Linked DNA regions of Homo sapiens: region 1 is linked to region 2. The links are chromatin loops, found by intact Hi-C in ENCODE. Cell type or tissue: natural killer cell. All regions are shown on one strand. Links, peaks and the distances in the headings refer to the core of each region. The heading gives the core; the rest is flanking DNA. Region 1 overlaps PITPNC1 (phosphatidylinositol transfer protein cytoplasmic 1). Region 2 overlaps PITPNC1 (phosphatidylinositol transfer protein cytoplasmic 1).

Region 1 (9,412 bases), core at 385-8,384, 54 kb after region 2:
CCTTTCTGGATGCTTTGTTTGCAGAAGAGCTGCAGAGATCATGAGGGACATTTCTTGATTCATATTAATCAGAAACTCATTTGGGGCAGAATTTGAACTTGTAGCCAATTTTATAAGGAAGTTTCACAGCTAAAACCTCTCTGTGTTGTAAAAGGAGGTCATACTACCCTAAAATGTCACAAAACATTTTACTTCTTCCAAAAGTACAAGTAATCCTGGTATCCAGATAAAGAAGTTTTAATTTGTTTTTATTGGTTTACCTTGCCTCAGAGTTCTGAGTGTTGGATTTTCACTGTGACAACAAAAATAAAATATTTCCTGCTTATTGTAAAGCGGTCAAAGAGCTGAAAAGCAATACCATCTTTTAGAATGCATTTCTTACCCTTCTTTGATCAACATTAAGATGCGTTGCCACTCTGGGGTATGATTCTGGTTTGATCGTTGCAGTGTTTTGGAAAATGTTTGATGGCCTATAGGTTTATTGATTTCAAAGACTGTAAATCCATCTGCCCATCTATCCATCATTCACCCTCCTATCTGAGAGCAGTGTGGGAAGCTTCTACTGAAGTACCAATAACTTGGATTGGTAGCCTTCAAGCCCTGGGGGGACTTGGTAATTCCACACTTAAGTTTTTCTACCTGAAAAACATATAGCTCTTAAATTTCAAAATACAGCTTCGTTTATGCCTGAAGAGGAGAAGTTTCATAACGCAGCCAGCACTGTTGGTTGTCATGCAATAACCATTCTCCCTTCACCCTTGCTAACGTTTTCTTTCTTTTTTTTTTTTTTTTTGAGGTGGAGTTTTGCTCTTGTTGCCCAGGCTGGAGTGCCGTGGCATGATCTTGGCTCACTGCAACCTCCACCTCCCAGGTTCAAGCGATTCTCCTGCCTCAGCCTCCCAAGTAGCTGGCATTACAGGCATGTACCACCATGCCTGGCTTATTTTGTATTTTTAGTAGAGACGGGGTTTCTCCATGTTGGTTAGGCTGGTCTCGAACTCCCCACCTCAGATGATCCGCCTGCCTTGGCCTCCCAAATTACTGGGATTACAGGGGCGAGCCTCCACACCCAGCCTGTTAATAACGCTTTTCTTCATTCCATTTTCTTGCCTGTGAGATGTGCATAAGACCCAGCTCAGAGAGTTGTTGTTGGTTCCTACTCTCTAACTTTGCCTAATTAGATTTCTGTTAAGCTTGAGATCATTTATAGCCAACTTTTTCCATATTAAAATCATAAGCCTCTGTTGAAAGGTTTTGTTAGTCCAAATTGGAACCGTCTTGACTTCGCATCAAATCATTCATCTCTAGCTCAGTCGCCACATAAGCTTGTATAATTCTCTCAGGGCTTCTGTCATTGTTAATTTACATCTGACCTTGTTCTGAAAACTATTTAAGGCAGTGGAGCCCTAACTTAGAACTTGCTGGCTTTTAACTTTGCCAGTTGGTCTGGACCTGTGAAAATATTTATCCAATCCCCTAAGAAATCAGAGTAAAGATTTTCATGAAAACTTCTAGCCGGGCACAGTGGCTCATGCCTGTAATCTCAGCACTTTGGGAGGCCGAGGTGGGCGGATCACTTGAGGTCAGGAGTTCGAGACCAGCCTGGTCAACATGGTGAAACCTAGACTCTACTAAAAATACAAAAATTAGCCAGGTGTGATGGTGTGTGCCTGTAATATCAGCTACTTTGGAGGCTGAGGTAGGGGAATCGCTTGAACCCGGGACATGGAGGTTGCAGTGAGCTGAGATCATGCTACTGCACTCCAGCCTGGGTGACAGAGCGAGACTCCATCTCAAAAAAAAAACTTCCAAAACCATTTTTACATATTGGTTTATTTTGACTCTTGATCGTTGTGCCAAGAAAGTTGATTATGACTAGCGTTTCCATCTTACAAATAGGGAAATGGAAAACTCAGAAAGGTCAAGTGACTTCCCTGAGGTTGGTAAGGAGTGGTAGAGCCAGGATTTGAACCTGGGCAGTGTAGCCACAGGGTCCTCACTCTTAACCACTTGGCTAAACTGTCTTCATATACGTATGTATGCATGTGTTTGGTTCCCGGTGGTGATGCCATGGGGAGCATTTACCATGAGCGCAGTGGGAAAAGCATGGAGCATGCTGGAAGGCATGGATGCTTACATTTTCATTCCGGATTTGTGGATTTTGCACTAGGGTATCTGCTAGGCCATGAACTAGAATTGTGTACTGAGAGTCATCATTAGTTGGGTGATTTTTTTTTTTTTTTTTTTTTGACATAGGCACTGCTCTGTCGCCCAGGCAGTGGTGTGATCTTGGCTCACAGCAACCTCCGCCTCCTGGATTCAGGCGATTCTCCTACCTCAGCCTCCTGAGTAGCTGGGATTACAGGCACTCACCACCACCCCTGGCTAATTTTTGTATTTTTAGTAGAGATGGGGTCTCACCATGTTGGCCAAGCTGGTCTCTATCCACCCACCTCAGCCTCCCAAAGTGCTGGGATTACTGGTCTCAGCCGCCGCACCCGGCCAATTAGTTAGATCTTTCTACGGAAGAACAACTGACTTGCCAATTTAGTCTGTAAGATCAGGAGTTGAGGGACATTGGAACTACAGAAAAACATTATTAAAGATGACTCTTAAGATGTCAAGAGGAAAGAAAAATGACTTCTTCGGTCAAAAAAAGAGCAAAAGCTATCACGCTGTATGAGCCACAAGCTGAAGGCTGTCTTCTGGGGGCGGCTTAAATGCATTAGATTAGTCTGCAATGTGGATTAAGGGACCGTGGGATTTAATAACTTGCGTATTAAAGAATGGCTCTGCAAATGTTACCCTAACATAAAAATGTAAGCATTCTAATTGAATTTAGAAGCAATAGTATTAAAATTTCTTCTGGTGATGCTCCTTAGACGCATTAAATAAAATATCAAAAGTCACAATTGATTAAACTGAAACTTTAGCATGAGAGTTATTAAGCATTAAATTCTGCTGCTAGAGGTTTTTATTTTATTTTTTCCTGACATGTACTCAGAAAATTCTCCCTTTACATAATTTATGGTCATTCTGCTGTTTAAATGTGCCAAAAAATGTTCTCGGAGTTTTGGCAGTGTTTTGAAATAGAGTATATTATCTTAGTCTTGGGCTATATATATATAATGAACACTCAATATATATTGATGGTGGTGTTTTCATGAGTTGAAGTCTCGCTGTGGGCAAAGGAAGGAATAGGCTATTCTATTACATCTGATGCTTAGCCTGCCTTTAATGAGTAATGTAGAAAAATAGACCTCTTCTTCCTCCTATGGCAAGTCTGTATGTAGTCTTGCTAAGCTTGTGTCTGCCCACAAATCCTAATGAGAAGATGGCATTGATCGGAGATGGTAGCAAAGTACAGCTGGGATACTGCTGTCCATATGTTCCATGGTTCCAGAATTCCAAGGACTACAGACAGCCTTGTAGAAATCACAAAGCATGAGTGATAGTTATAAGCAAAGAGGTCTTCTCCTTTTTATCCAAGGACAAGCAAATGGCAGGGAGGCAGAAAGGTGACGTTTTGAATCTGTAGACACATAACGAGGAATGTGGTTGACTGAAAAGTGTCTATGCATTTAGGGCGGTGAGAGCAGACAGTTAGGGGCATCCAGGAAACCTCCTCCTCTCTTGCCTTTCAGGGTGTCTCCTGGAGTCCCGAGTGTGGCATGTTCTGCATTCAAGAGTATTGTGGAGGCCAGACGTGGTGAAACCCCATCTCTACTAAAAATACAAAAATTAGCTGAGCGTGGTGGTGCATGTCTGTAATCCCAGCTACTTGGGAGGCTGAGGCAGGAGAATCACTTGAACCTGGGAGGCGGAGGTTGCAGTGAGCTGAGACTGCACCACCGCACTCCAGCCTGGGCAACAGAGCAAGACTCTGTCTAAAAAAAAAAGAGTACTGTGGAATTCATTCTTATGTAGCTGTATGAAAAAGAAAACCAACATCATAAAATATGAGTACTAGTTTGAAGTCCATTACAGACAAATCACACCATTTTTATGTTAGACCACCCCAACCACTTCCCTTTTTTGTTTTTGTTTATTTTGACAGGTTCTCGCTTTGTCACCCAGGCGGAAGTGTAGTGGCACGATCTCAGCTCACTGCAACCTCTGCCTCCCAGGTTCAAGCAATTCTCTTGCCACAGCCTCCTGATTAGCTGGGATTATAGGCACTCACCACCACACCAGGGTAATTTTTGTATTTTTAGTAGAGGTGGGGCTTCACCATGTTGACCAGGCTGATCTCGAACTCCTGGCCTCAAACGATCCACCCACCTCGGCCTCCCAAAGTGCTGGGATTACAGGCATGAGCCACCACACCCAGCCTCCTTTTTGTTATTGCTCAGATTTACAGAAATTTATTTTGCAAAATTTTACCTCGAAGAAACAAGCGAGTGTTTCTCTGTATCCATCTGAGCTCAGGAGGATGCCCAAGTGAAAGGTGTTTAATCCAACTTCTGTTGAATGATTGACTTCTCAGGGACTGTTAATTTGTAAACTCTAAGAAAGGGGGAAAGTTTAAGTTTTTCCGGCTGCCAAACTTTGGGCTTCATGGTGAATCATCAGGACAGGCTTTCTAGGCCAAGTGTAAGCGCTGTTCTGGGGGCCACTGGTCTGAGGGTGGGGGAGCAGGATGTGTTTATTTAGATGCACGGCCAGAGTTCACACACTTGGGGTTTGGGATCAGCCTCCAGGGCCTAAGTAATTTCTCCCAGGAGATGTCTTCGCATCTTATACCCTGTATAGGATCATCACGGACTGCTGATTGAAGAAAAGGGTTAGGACCACTGATCAGAGAGAAGCTACGATTTTTTCTTTTCTGTCTGTCACAGAGGTGTCAGTAAAGGAGAAAGCTTACTTGAAAGGTTTGGATTACCGAGCAGCTCAAAAGAGCTGTTGCTGGCGGGATTTTCTCCTTGCTGAAGTTTTTCTTTGCCCCTAGAATACTAAGCAAAAAGGAAAGAAAAGATGAAAGGTAAGTCCCTCTTTAAAAATACATTGAGTCAACCCATCGCAGAAAAATACAGATTTCTCAACTGACAAATAAGCGGCATCACTGCATTTGGGAATCAGAAAAAGTCCCCACGATAAAGTTATTTGGGAATTAATCAACACTTGGCTCATCCTAGGCGTGGAGCGCTTCGGAATTCACCTCGTGTTGCTTGGAAGCTGGCAGCCCGGTTGTTATATAATGTGAACCCAGAGGCCTGCCAGACGGCCCTCCCTGTGCCCCGGGGGAGTTACAAGGCTCTGTAACTCTTGGAGTCAGTCAATCCTGCAGAACAGAGTCCAGGGGCCTGGTGTGTGCTGTGTTTTACAGATGACACATTAACCTTTGAAATTCTGTCCTCAGTCACCTTCATCAATGCCTGAGCGAACGAAGGAAGGGCCACATGTGGGCTCTTTTTTTGTTCACTTTTCCAAATGGAGATAAGACATGTAACAAAATTTACCATCTTAACCATTTTTAAATGTACAGTTCTGTGTTATTAAGTGCATTCCTATCGTTGTACCAGTATCACCACTATCCATCTGCAGAACTCTGCATCTTGAAACTCTGTGCCTGTTCAGTGGTAACTGCCTGTTCCCCTCCTGGCAGCCCCTGGCAGCCGCCCGTCTCTGAATTTCAGAGCCACTTTCTGTCCCTGAGTTTGACTACTCTAGGTACTCACATAAGTAGAATCACACTGTATTTGTCCTTGTGTATCTATCTGGCTTATTTCTCTTAGCGTAATATCCTCAAGGTGCATCTGTGTGGTAGTGTGTATCAGAATTTCCTTCCTTTTCAGGAGTGAATAATATTCCATTGTACGGATATACCATGTTTTGTTCATCCATCCATCCCTCCGTGGATGGACATGGGTTGTTTCCACCTTTTGACTATTGTGAATAGTACTGCCATGAACACAGTTATACAAATACCTGTTTGAGCCTCTGCTTTCTGTTCTTTGGGGTACTTTCCCAGAATTGGAATTGATGGGTCATACGGTAACAGACTCCTTTTTTAAAAAAGAAAAGTATCTTGAGAACTTGGGAGAGCCACCCTAGGAGTACTTACTGGGCTGGATTGTTTGCTCCGTCTCCTTTTGCCTCCAGGTACAGCCCATAGGCCTCTGTCCTCACAGATGTGGTATGGAAGAGTGGCCCTGTTCCAGGGTGAGATCACCAGTGTAGACCTTCTCAGTTTGACCCTACATCTGATGAACCCCCAAAAGCACAGAGAGGATCTCAGAATGAACTAAAGATCATGGGCTATAAATGACTCCTTCCTTCTCCTTTTCTTCCTTGGATGACAAAGATTGTGGTCACTATACAGTTATGGTGGCCTCAAGTCTGGTAAATCAATGATGTTTCATGTTAGCTGCTCACGGGATTCACCTTGTGGCTTATTGATGTCCAGACCCCGCCTCTGATCCCGCCTCTAGAGATTCTGATTTCATTGGTTTGAGTCCTGGCCTCAGCATGGGGACTTTTGAAAGCTTCCAGGCGAGTCTAATATGCAGCCAGGGTTCTGTAGCACCCAAGTGAATTACTGAACCCGAACCTTTTCTCAATCCCTTTCATGCTGTCTGTTGTCTTTTTGGTTATTTCTTTTTTCTTTTTCTTTTTTAATTTGAGATGGAGTCTCGCTCTGTCCCAGGCTAGAGTGCAGTGATAGGATCTTGGCTCACTGAAACCTCTTCCTGCCAGGTTCTAGCAATCCTCCCACCTTAGCCTCCCGAGTAGCTGGTATTACAGGTGTGCACCACCACGCCCGGCTAATTTTTGTATTTTTAGTAGAGACGGGGTTTCACCATGTTGGCCAGGCTGGTCTCGAACCTCAAGTGATCCATCCCCCTCGGTCTCCCAAAATGCTGGGATTGCAGGCGTGAGCCACCACACCCAGCCAGGTTATTTCTTTGGAGCATATCTTCAGATTTGTACATCTCAGCCCAAGGTTTAAAGATTTGGAAACAGGCTTTTCTGTGTGTGTGTGTGTGTGTGTGTGTGTGTGTGTGTGTGTGTGTGTGTGTTTTAATTAACGAGGATGCATTATGTAACTTTGGAGCTAAGAATGAGGAATGAGGATGCATTATGTAACTTTGGAGCTAAGAATGAGGAGACCTGGGTCATACTTGTGTGTGTGTGTGTGTTATTATCTAACCAGGGATAATGAATTATTTAACTTGGCAGGATCTCAGTTTGTTGTTGTTGGTTTTTTGTTTTTTGTTTTGTTTTTTTTTAAATCTTGGCTTTAAAATTAGGGCATAGATTGGCAAACCAGATAAAAGAATGAAATTAATGATTTTTTTAAAAATGTCCCCTCTAGCTCTGACATACCACGACTCTGAATGAACAGGTGGAATTGATGGGGAGTGAGGAGGCTTGGAGAGAGAGCCCCCGGGTGTGAACCCATCCTGTTCTAACAATAATGAGCTTTGGGATGAAGAGCCTCCCCGCAGGCAGGGGACTGCTGGGAGTTTCTGGTGTCCCAGAAGAAGCCTTCAGGGCAGCTCTGATCAGTAAATAAAAGGATACGAAATAAAAATCTCAAAGGATCCGTAATGAATAAGAAAGCAGGAATGTCGTCCCCAGGGAGAAATGAGTTGGGGGCTTTGTCAGTCACGAGAGAACATAGCACAGGACTCTGGGTCCAATGGAGCTGAACGTCAGCGCCTCTGTCCCCACGAAAATAGTAACTTCCCTGACACCATCCACCTGATGCCAAGAGCTGTTTATATCAACATTTCTTCTCGGGATTCTTTCAAACTTTATACTTACTTCTCTCCTCCTCTGATTCTATTCAAGGAATGTGAATGGCTGAGGTTTTGTTTTGTTTTGTTTTCCTCTCTAGATTAGCACAGCTAATACAGTGGAATTGTGATGCCAGGGTCTATTAGTGTAGAGAAACAAAGAATGCAGTCCTGCCCTGGGCACCAGGGTTTACTTCCATGGTGACTTCTTCTTAAGCCCATGGGAAAGTGAGAGGGAGGTGACCTCCTCACAGTCGGCTCAGCCTCTGGAGCCCGGAGCCGGAGCCAGCCCCATAGTGTGTGGCCATCAGGATGACGCAGAGAGGCGTGTGAACGCAGCCGGCCACTGCAGCTGGTGCACTTGACTCTGGGCAGCGCGTTCCCAGGAACCCGCAGGACACTGAGGACCGTGCGTGATGTAACCCAGATCTGCCAGATGTGGGAGCCAGCATGAGTCACAATGCCGGGCCGTTCATTAAGAAATGCTTTCTGGGTCATCTGGGTGCAGGGCACTGCTGCTTCCCTGCTGTCCAGGGTTGGAGGCATCAAGTCTGCCCACCAGGAATCCCCAAGTTCATGAACATCTGTCTAAAATTATAGCCTGGTTTTCTGAGCTGATGTGGCACAGAGCACACGCACGCTGATGGTCTCTGGCTTGTAATTTGTTAAAGGATCTCACCACTTTGGTTAGTGGTGGGAAATCAGATAATAAAAACATACGCCCAGGTGGGAGGGTCACTTGAGGCCAGGAGTCTAAGACCAGCTCCAGCAACATAGTAAGACTCCGTTTCTGCAAAAAGATAAAATTACCTGGGCATGGCATGCCTGTAGTCCTAGCTACTTGGGAGGTTGAGGTGGGAAGATGGCCTGAGCCCAGGAATTCAAGGCTGCGGTGAGCTGTGATCACACTACTGCCTCCAGCCTGGGTGACAGAGTGAGACCCTGCCTCAAAACAACGACAAAACCAAAAACCAAAAACCCCAAAAGTGTAAGTTGCTGTGAGGTTTCTGCACATTTTAGTAAGATCAGAAATGAGGTGGGGTGTTGGGAGAAGCCAAAAACTGTGCTGGCATTGTGCCAGTGAAATGCCAGCAATCACGAGCGGTCTTCCTTTTTTTTTCTTTTTTTTTTAAAAAAAAAAAGATGTGCAAGATGCCTTATGGTGAATAACAAGTATATTTCTGAGAAGTTGTAAACTAACTCCTTAAAAAAAATCCTTATGGATATAAGACATACAGTCAGAAAAGTTCATGCATGCATCCCTGGGTAAAATCTGACACCCAAGTAACTGTAGCAAGTTGAAGGGTGGCCCCTTAAATATCCCCCAGAGCCTGTGAATATGATCTTATTTGGAAGGAGACCTTTGCAGACATAATTCAATCAAGGATCTTGAGATGAGATCATTCTGGATTACCTAAGTGGACCCTAAATCCAATGACAAGTGTCCTTACAAGAGACAGAAGAGGAGAAGACACAGACACACAGGAAGGAAACATATGAAGCAGGAGGCAGGGATTAGAGCACTGGAGCTGCAAGGAACAGCTGAGCCACCAGAAACCAAAAGAGGCAACAAACGGGTGGTCCCCTCGTGCCTTTGGAGGGAGCCTGGCCCTGCTGACACCTTGATTTCTTTTTTCTGGCATCCAGAACTGTGAGCCAGTAAACTCTGTTGT
Region 2 (9,412 bases), core at 549-8,548:
TGGGAGGCCAAGGCAGGTGGATCATCTGAGGTCAGGAATTGAGACCAACCTGGCCATCATGGTGAAACCCCATCTCTACTAAAATTACAAAATTAGCTGGGCGTGGTGGCGATTGCCTATAATCGTAGCTACTCAGGAGGCTGAGGCAGGAGAATCACTTGAACCTGGGAGGCGGAGGTTGCAGTGAGCTGAGATCGTGCCACTGCACTCCAGCCTGGATGAAAGAGCAAAACTCTGTTTCAAAAAAAAAAAAACTTACAAAGTAATTATTTCTACCACCATTATTCTTTTATTCATTTGTCATTTAAAATCTTGTTTTTATGAATTTTATGATTTGAGAGAATTTTCATGTCAAAATATCCTTTCTTTTCTGAAAGAATATTTTAGCATTAAATATTAGAAGGAATACAATTTCAGTAGTTATGTGATGAATAAATTTAGCTTTCTGAAAACAGACCGCACTTGCTTTGTTTTTTCCATTTGGCAATGAACCTGTGCACTAGCATTTAGGAATCATTTAGGAATTATCAGTGTAGTGGAAACAGCCTTGCTTTGAAACAACACAATTTTACTTCCAGTTCTGAATCATTTAATTTTTCTGAACTTCTTTTTACCCATCTGCAAAAGAGGAATCTCAGAGGTATAGCAATAAGGTTTATAAAGGGTTTAAGACAGTTCTGAATGCGCAGGAGTTTATAGATGGTAACGTCTTTTCTCTGGATCATTAATTCTCCTTACTACTCTGTGATTTTAAAAACTTAGAATGTTGGCTAGTGTGGTGGCTCATGCCAGTAATCCCAGCACTTTGGGAGGCTGAGGTGGGAGGGTCACTTGAGGTCAGGAGTTCAAGACCAGCCTGGCCAACGTGGTGAATCCCTGTCTCTACTAAGACACAAAAAAATTAGTCTATAATCCCAGCTACTTGGGAGGCTGAGGCAGGAGGATCGCTTGAACTCGGGAGGTGGAGGTTGCAGTGAGCTGAGATCATGCCACTGCACTCGAGCCTCTGTGACAGAACAAGACTCTGTCTCAAAAACAAAAACAAAAACAAACTTAGAATGTTGGCCAGTGTGGTGGCTCATGCCTATAATCCCAGTGCTCTAGGAGGCAGAATGCTCTAGAGGGTGGAAGCGGGAGGATTGCTTGAGGTCAGGAGTTTGAAACCAGCCTAGGCAAGGTAGTGAGACCTCTGTCTCTAAACAACAACAACAAAACAGCTGGGCGTGGTGGTGCACACCTGTCGTCCCAGCTACTTGGGAGGCTGAGGTGGGAGGATCAGTTGAGGCCGGGAGTTCAAGATCAGCCTGGGCAACATAGTGAGACCCTGTCTCTACCAAAAAAAAAAAAATTAGACATATGCAGTGGCATGTGTCTGTAGTCCCAGCTGCTCAGGAGGCTGAGGTGGGAGGATCCCTTGGGCCCAGGAAGGTTGCAGTGAGAAATGATCACACCACTGCACTCCAGCCTGTGTGACAAAGCAAGACCCCATCTCTTAAAAACAAAACCAAACCACACAACAACTTGGAATGTTGAAAGAAGTTCATTATGTGTTTCCATTTTATGATGAACTATTTCTTTAATTTTTACTCTTTTTAGTTACTGTTTCTTTTTTTTTTTTTTGCGATGGAATATTGCTCTGTCGCCCAGGCCGGAGTGCAGTGGCGTGATCTTGGCTCACTGCAAGCTCCACCTCCCGGGTTCAAGCGATTCTCATGCTTCAGCCTCCCGAGTAGCTGGGACTATAGGCGCCCACCACCACACCCAGCTAATTTTTGTATTTTTAGTAGAGACGGGATTTCACCATGTTGACCAGGCTGGTCTCAAACTCCTGACCTTAAGTGATCCATCCGCCTCAGCATCCCAAAGTGCTGGGATTACAGAGTGAGCCACCGCACCTGGCCTCATGTCTTGTCTTACCTACGGCTTTCCCCCTCTTTCTGCGTTTTCTCCACCCTTTACCGCTGAGTCAGCCTCTGTATACCATTATTCATGATGGGAACTCAGCTTGTCTGACAGTTGGTTTTAAGGCACAATTAGAAAATATTCCTTGATAGTACAATGAGTTTGCAGTTTTTAAGTTGTGGTTTTGGCCAGAGATATTAATAAGGGTTTGGACGTTGAGTGGAATACTAAGAATAAGAAAGGGGATGTGCTTAAAATACATCTCATGTGCCTTCTGTTTAATTACACGGTAATTTGTAAAAGAGACTGGTTTCTGTGGCCTTGAATACTAATATAGACTTTCCCTCACCACAGCTTATCTTCGAGTCATAAACACAGAGGCATGCATAGTTCACACATCTCCATGTATTTTCTGTTTCCAAGGAAGATATGATCACTCTGAAGAACCAAAAGATGAGTCACTCTGAAAACTTTTCTTCCTTTGTCTTAATGTCATGACTGTCTTAACAATTGACTGTGTTTATTTCAGCAACATTTATCTTTAGTCTCTTCTCTTTGGCTCAGTCAGATGTTTTCAGTTTCACCCAGCACGGACCACAGCCATATTACCTCCTATATCCCAGTGGATAACTTCTGCAGGAAAACTTCAGCTACTTGACACTCTTGGGAAACGAGCTGGGTGTTCCTGATAAGAAAGGTTTACCAGAATCTTGTAAAGATGGTTTCTCTAATAATAGCTAACATATTTATAAGCGTGCTATGTTTTAGAACATGGGTGTCCAAACTTTTGGCTTCCTTGGGCCACATTGGAAGAATTGTCTTGGACCACATATAAAATACACTAACACTGGCCGGGTGCGGTGGCTCACGCCTGTAATCCCAGCACTTTGGGAGGCCAAGGCAGGTGGATCACGAGGTCAGGAGATGGAGACCATCCTGGCTAACACGGTGAAACCCCGTCTCTACTAAAAATACAAAAATTAGCCGGGCGTGGTGGTGGGCACCTGTAGTCCCAGCTACTCGGGAGGCTGAGGCAGGAGAATGGCGTGAACCTGGGAGGTGGAGCTTGCAGTGAGCCGAGCTTGCAGTGAGCCGAGATTGCACCACTGCACTCCAGCATGAGCGAGAGAGTGAGACTCCGTCTCAAAATAAATAAATACATAAATAAATAATAAAATAAAATAAAACTAATGATAACTGATGAGCTAAAATAAATAAATAAAGGTCCGTGTATAATTTTTGTGATATCTGCCACCACAGATAAGCCAAAAAGTCCTCTTATTCAAAGGGTTGGACATGGCTGTTTCAGTAACTTCATTACAGGCTTTGTGAACATTATCTCATGTAATCCTAAAACAAAACAAAACAGAACAAAATGACTTTCCCTGTCTCGATTTCCTGAGTGATCTTTGTAAACATCAGCTATTACAGTGTGCTCTTTTGTGTAGATTTCAGGTGTATGTGACTCTTGTAAGCATTCAGCTTACCACTGTTTATTGAGTGATTATTATGTGCCAGATACAGCTCTGGACACAGGTGTGACTAAAACAAACTCCCTGCCCTCAAGGTGCTTATATTCTGGAGGTGGGAGGAGGACCCTGACAACAGCATGGAAATATACAAATATAATATAATGTCAGGTAGCCACAAATATAGCAGGATATAGGGACAGCGAGTGGGGGTGGGGAGAGTGGTGGCGGAAGACCCTTGAGGAGGCGACAGTTGAGCAGAGACCTGGATGAATCGTGGGAGCAAGGCTTGTAGATATTTGGCAAAAGAGCCATTTGATTGTGACTTACGTGGTTCTCCCTCTTCTGCTTTCTATAGTTTTCCTGTCTCCTGGCAGTCAGTGCCAGGAAAGAATTTAGTTGGGCCAGACCAAGGGAAGCCAGACCTAGAAAGGAGGCAAAGCTACAGGTGCAGAGCAGAGATTGCTAAGGTCTTAGCCGCGGGCTGCGGGAGCGAGCCTGGGCGGGCGGGTAAGGCTGTGGAACCGGAGTCTGGAGAGTCTGCTGGCTGCGCACAAACACGGCTGTGCTTCTGGGCAGATGAATGGAGGGCAAGCCAGCCCCGGGCAGAAGATAGAACAGAGAGGAAGCTGGGGAGCCGGGTGCAGTAACTCGAAATCCCAGCACTTTAGGAGGCCGAGGAGGGCGGATCCCTTGAGGCTAGGAATTCCAGAGCAGCCTGGGCAACATAGGGAGAGTCTGGGTGTGGTGGCCTGCGCCTGTAAACCCAGCTACTCGGGAGGCTGAGGCAGAAGGATCGCTTGAGCATAGGAGTTTGAGGCTGCAGTGAGCTATGATTGTGCCACTGTGCTACAGCCTGGATAGTAGAGTGAGACTCCATCTCTAAAAAATAGAAATAAGAAAAAGAGGAAGCCAGGTGCAGGCTCAGGAGGCTGACGCAGGAGGATCACTTGAACCCAGGAGGCTGACGCAGGAGGATCACTGGAACCCAGCAGTCTGAGACTAGCGTGCAAGGATCACCCCTGTGAATAGCCACTGCACTCTAGCCTGGGTGACATAGCGAGACTCTGTCTCCTCCTCCCCATAATAATAATAATAATAATAAAGAGGAATCTGGTGCTGGCATAGAGGTACAGGCTGGATGGGAGGGTGGTCAGGATGGGGCAAGGGGCCGAGACCACAAATGGTCCTGCTCCTGGGGCTTAGAACGGGACCTGGTTCTCCAGGGAGGTGAAGAGGAGCAAGGCCAGAGCTCAGCAGCAGAAGCTGTGGTTTAAGAGAGAGGCTTGATTATAGATGTTAGGAAGTCAAGAGCCCAGTGCCTAGAACCTGGGCTGCAGACGGGGAATGAGGCTTATGGCTCCGTAATGGTGATGTAATGCTGACACCTCAGCTGTGGCACCACAGAGTCCTGTGTTACCCCTCCCTGTGCCCACACAAGATTACCAGAAACTACTTTGCATCCCATTGAATGCAATCTGCTCTGTGCCTCTTTTGTAAAATCTGCCCATTTACACATGGTGTTGCCACCCCAGCCTGGGAACTGAGCAGCAAGAGGAAGCCTCCCACCCGCCCCACTCCCAAGTAGCGTTTCCTTTTCCGGCTCCCACAGGCCCATTACATAACCTTTCTTAGGGCCCTCTGCACAGAGCTGTAATCTTTGGTAGAGGGGCAGGCTGTGCTTTAGAAGCCCGGAGCTCAGGCTGGGCGCGGTGGCTCACACCTGTAATCCCAGCACTTTGGGAGGCCGAGGCAGGTGGATCTCTTGAGGCCAGGAGTTCAAGACCAGCCTGGCCAACATGGCAAAACCCCGTCTGTACTAAAAATACAAAAAAATTTGCCAGGTGTGGTGGTGCATGCCTGTGATCCCAGCTACTCAGGAGGCTGAGGTGGGAGGATTGCTTGAGCCCAGGAGGTGGAGGTTGCAGTGAGCTGTTGCAACAGGGAACAACAGAGTGAGACTCTGCCTCAAAAAAAAAAAAAAAATAAAAAAATAAAAGGCCAGGCTAGGTGGCTCACGCCTGTAATCCCAACACTTTGGGAGGCTGAGGTGGGTGGATCGCCTGAGGTCAGGAGTTCGAGACCAGCCTGGCCAACATGGAGAAACCCCGTCTATACTAAAAATACAAAAATTAGCTGGGCATGGTGGCGGGCACCTGTAGTCCCAGCTACTCAGGAGGCTGAGGCAGGAGAATGACGTGAACCCGGGAGATGGAGCTTGCAGTGAGCTGAGATCACGCCACTGCACTCCAGCCTGGGTGACAGAGCGAGACTCCATCTCAAAAAAAAAAAAAAAAAAAAAAGAAGCCCAGAGCTCAAGATCTGGTCAGACTCCCTGGTTTGAACCTTGGCTCCTCTTGGGCAAATTACGCAACCTCAGTTACTTCATCTGTAAAACGGAAATTATAATAGTACTTACCTCTGCAGGATTCTTGTGAAGATAAAAGCCACAGAACAGTGGCTGGGCCCCAGAAGTGTTAGTGCTTTTGACGTTTCTGTAACCTTCACTAAACGTGACACCCTCCGGGGCCATTGTAGGCATTTTTGTACCCTCAGTGTCTAACATGTTACCCAGCAGGCACATGGATTCATTCAACAAGTATTTATTGAATGCCTTCTTCCAGGCCCTGGGATGCAGGGACATAGCCACCAATGAGACAAACTCCTGCCCCCATGGGGCTGACATTGTGCTGGGGGAGACAGACTGTAAGCAAGTGAACAAGGACACAAATAATACAGTTTCAGGCCAGGTGCGGTGGCCTACACCTGTAATCTCAGCACTTTGGTAGGCCAAGGTGGGCAGATCACGAGGTCAGGAGTTCGAGATCAGCTTGACCAACATGGTGAAACCCCATCTCTACTAAAAATACCAAAATTAGGCAGGTGTGGTGGTGCACATCTGTAATCCCAGCTACTCAGGAGGCTGAGGCAGGAGAATCGCTTGAACCTGGGAGGAGGAGGTTGCAGTGGGCCGAGATCATGCCACTGTACTCCAGCCTGGACAACAGAGCGGGACTTTGTCTACCACCGCACCCTCCCCGCCAAGAAGAACAATTTCAGCTAGTGATAAGTGGTATAAAAAAATAAGTTGGGGTCCTGTAATCGAGTGACCTAAGATGTGTGAGATACATGGTTGGTGGTTTTTTTGTTTGTTCCTTTGTTTTACTTTTTATTTTTTTGAGATACAATCTTGCTGCTCTGTTGCCCCAGGCTGCAGTGTTGTGGTGTGATCATAGCTCACTGCAGCCTCCAATTCCTGGGCTCAAGGGATCCTCCTGCTTCAGCCTCCCAAGTAGCTGGGACTACAGATGTGTGCCACCACACCCAGCCACCCAGCTAATTTTTAAATTTTTTGTAGAGACAGGGTCTCACTTTCTTGCCCAGGCTGGTCTTAAATTCCTGGCCTCAAAGGATCCTCCTGCCTCAGCTGCCTCCCAGAGTGTTGGGATTACAGGCCTGAGCCACCGTGTCTGGCTGGGGGTGCTATTTTAAAAAGAATGGACAGAAAATTTCTGCGAGGATTTGACGTTTGAACAATGGTCTTATCTAAGCGACAATCTGAGAGACAGCTGTCCAGACACAGGGAGCAGCAAGTACTAGCATGGCCTCTTTGTGTTTGAGCCAGGAGAGGAATAAAGGTGAGGGTGAGGGAGGCAAGAGGTAAGCAGAAGGTAGGGAGGCCAGGGAGGGGAAGGAGGGTGATGGAACGAACGTACCGGACAGGGCGTGGAAAGCGTTCGGGGCCTGGCTGGGAGTTTGGGATATGTCCTTTTTGCAATGGGAGCCACTGAGAGTTCTAAAACCAGAAGTGACATAATCTGATTCATGTTTCTTGGCTGTGTGCAGAGCTTTGCAAGAATGGCAACAGGGATAAAAGTCCTGAGACCAGGGAAAACCCAAGGGTCTTGGATTTGTGTGGATGGCTGAGGTAAAGGAGACTCATTCCATGGCCTTTTCTGGAAAGCTGGGTCATCTGTTACCAGTTTTATTGATTGTCTTCTGTAGCAGGTTGAATAGTGTCCCCTCAAAATCTGTGTCTGCCTGGAACCTCAGAATCTGATTGTATTTGAAAATAGGGGTGTTTTTTTTTTTTTTTTTTTTTTTTTTTTGAGACAGGATCTCACTCTGCTTGCCCAGGCTGGAGTACAGTGGTGCGATCACAGTTCACTGCAGCCTTGACTTCCCAGGCTCAGGTGATCCTCCCACCTCAGCCTCCCGAGTAACTAAGACTACAGGCTTGCACCACCATGGCTGGCTAATTTTTGCATTTTTAGTGGAGACAGGGTTTCGCCATGTTGCCCAGACTGGTCTCAAACTCCTAGACTCAAGTAATCCACCTGCCTCGGCCTCCTAAAGTGCTGGGATTACAGGTGTGAGCCACTGCACCTAGCCGGCAGTAGGGTTTTTGCAGATGTAATTAGTGAAGGGCCTCAAGATGAAATAATCCCGAAATTAGAGTGGGACCTGTATCCAATGACTGATGTCCTTATAGGAAGGGGAGCGGACATAGAGAGACACAGGGAGAAGATAGCCCCTTGAACATGGAGGCAGAAGTTGGGGTGTTGCAGCCACGAGCCAGGGAACGCCTGGGGCCACCAGAAGCTGGAAGAGGCAAGGACAGATTTCCTCCAGAGCATGGCCCTGCTGATACCTTGATTTTGGGCTTCTACCCTGCAGAACTGCGGGAGAACACATTTCTGTTGCTTTAGGCACTTGGTGATACTGTGTTTCTGCAGCCCTAGGAAACTAATGCACCTCCTAAGCATCACTGGTTTCTTAGGAATATTTGCATTGGGGTGCAGGCATGAGAGAGGCCTCATCAGGAAGACTGGCCATTCTATAGACCTTCCTTAAGCCCTGGAGAGGTGGGTGGTCTTACCAGGAACTCAAAGGAGCTCTAAGATCCCAGAGGAGGTCCCTGAGAACGAATGAACAAATGAATGAATGAAAGGGCCCAAGGCCGAGTGCGGAGGCTCGGGCCTGTAATCCCAGCACTTTGGGAGGCCGAGGCGGGCGGATCACTTGAGGTCAGGAGTTGGAGACCAGCCTGGCTAGCATGGCGAAACCCCATCTCTACTAAAAATTACAAAATTTAGCTGGGCGTGGTGGCACACATCTGTAATCCCAGCTGCTGGGGAGGCCAAGGCAGAGAATTGCCTGAACCTGGGAGGCGGAGGTTGCAGTGAGCGGAGATCTCGACACTGCACTCCATCCTGGGCGGCAGAGCGAGACTCTGTCTCAAAAAAAGAAAAAAAGAAAAAAAAAGAAGAGAAAAGAAAAAAGAAAAACAAAGATCCTAAGACAGGGCTGTGTCTGACCTTCAGGTCACTCAATAGCCCTAGCCATGAACGTTGTAATTGACCCTCTGCAGCACATAGACCTCTAGTCAGTGCAGCCACCATCATTCCGCTGTGTGCCTTCTAAGCTGTTCTGGGTTGTAAGATCTTTGTTAGAATTTGGATAAAGAGAACAGAGTTCTAAGTGACTTTTTTTTTTTTTTTTTTTCTGAGACAGAGTCTCGCTCTATCGCCCAGGCTGGAGTGCAGTGGTGTGATCTCCGCTACTGCAACCTCTGCCTCCTGGGTTCAAGAGATTCTCCTGCCTCAGCCTCCCCAGTAGCTGGGATTACAGGCACCTGTCACCATGCCTGGCTAATTTTTGTATTTTTAGTACAGACAGGGTTTCACCATGTTGGCCAAGCTGGTCTTGAACTCCTGGCCTCAAGTAATCTGCCTGCCTCGGCCTCCTAAAGTGTTGGGATTACAGGCGTGAGCCACCGTGCCCAGCTGGGCCTAAGTGACTTTCTAATGCACAGAATGTGTGAATTTTAGAATATGATCTTTTACCATCCAGTTTTCTGGACTCAGAAGTAACTTTTCCTTCCTCTCTTTTAAATGTTCATTAGGTCAAATTAGAACTGAAGAAGCAACCCTGAGGTATAATACTCTGCCCCAGCAACAAAAAGCAGTACTGCTGCTGACTTACGGCTACTATTCTGAGTTGAAAGTGCTGAAAAGAAAACTCCAGGCCATGCGCATTTA

What was found. Peaks named below come from ENCODE experiments on the same cell type or tissue, not always from the same donor. Only the 100,000 strongest peaks of a DNase experiment are listed, where the experiment ranks them.
Region 1: a loop joins it to region 2, with 3 times the contacts of the local background. A loop is called at or near these places in 23 of 110 quality-filtered maps.

Annotation. Positions count from the first base shown.
Region 1 is chr17:67,483,143-67,492,554 of GRCh38, forward strand. All of the region lies in intron 1 of PITPNC1 (phosphatidylinositol transfer protein cytoplasmic 1), which reads left to right. Among named protein-coding and RNA genes, the nearest start is that of MIR548D2, 16 kb to the left of the region's middle. RefSeq lists enhancers at 4,192-4,281, 6,131-6,370. In natural killer cell, for the core only: no CTCF peak of the experiment used is centred there; DNase peaks (open chromatin) are centred at 3,609 and 4,059; H3K27ac peaks cover 1,402 bases.
Region 2 is chr17:67,429,457-67,438,868 of GRCh38, forward strand. The region is part of intron 1 of PITPNC1 (phosphatidylinositol transfer protein cytoplasmic 1); the gene reads left to right. It overlaps LOC124904046 (a long non-coding RNA gene), which reads right to left. Exons shown (of 3, transcript XR_007065881.1): 3 at 8,864-9,412. Among named protein-coding and RNA genes, the nearest start is that of MIR548AA2, 37 kb to the right of the region's middle. In natural killer cell, for the core only: no CTCF peak of the experiment used is centred there; DNase peaks (open chromatin) are centred at 2,324, 4,835, 5,795, 6,513 and 1 weaker place; H3K27ac peaks cover 4,044 bases.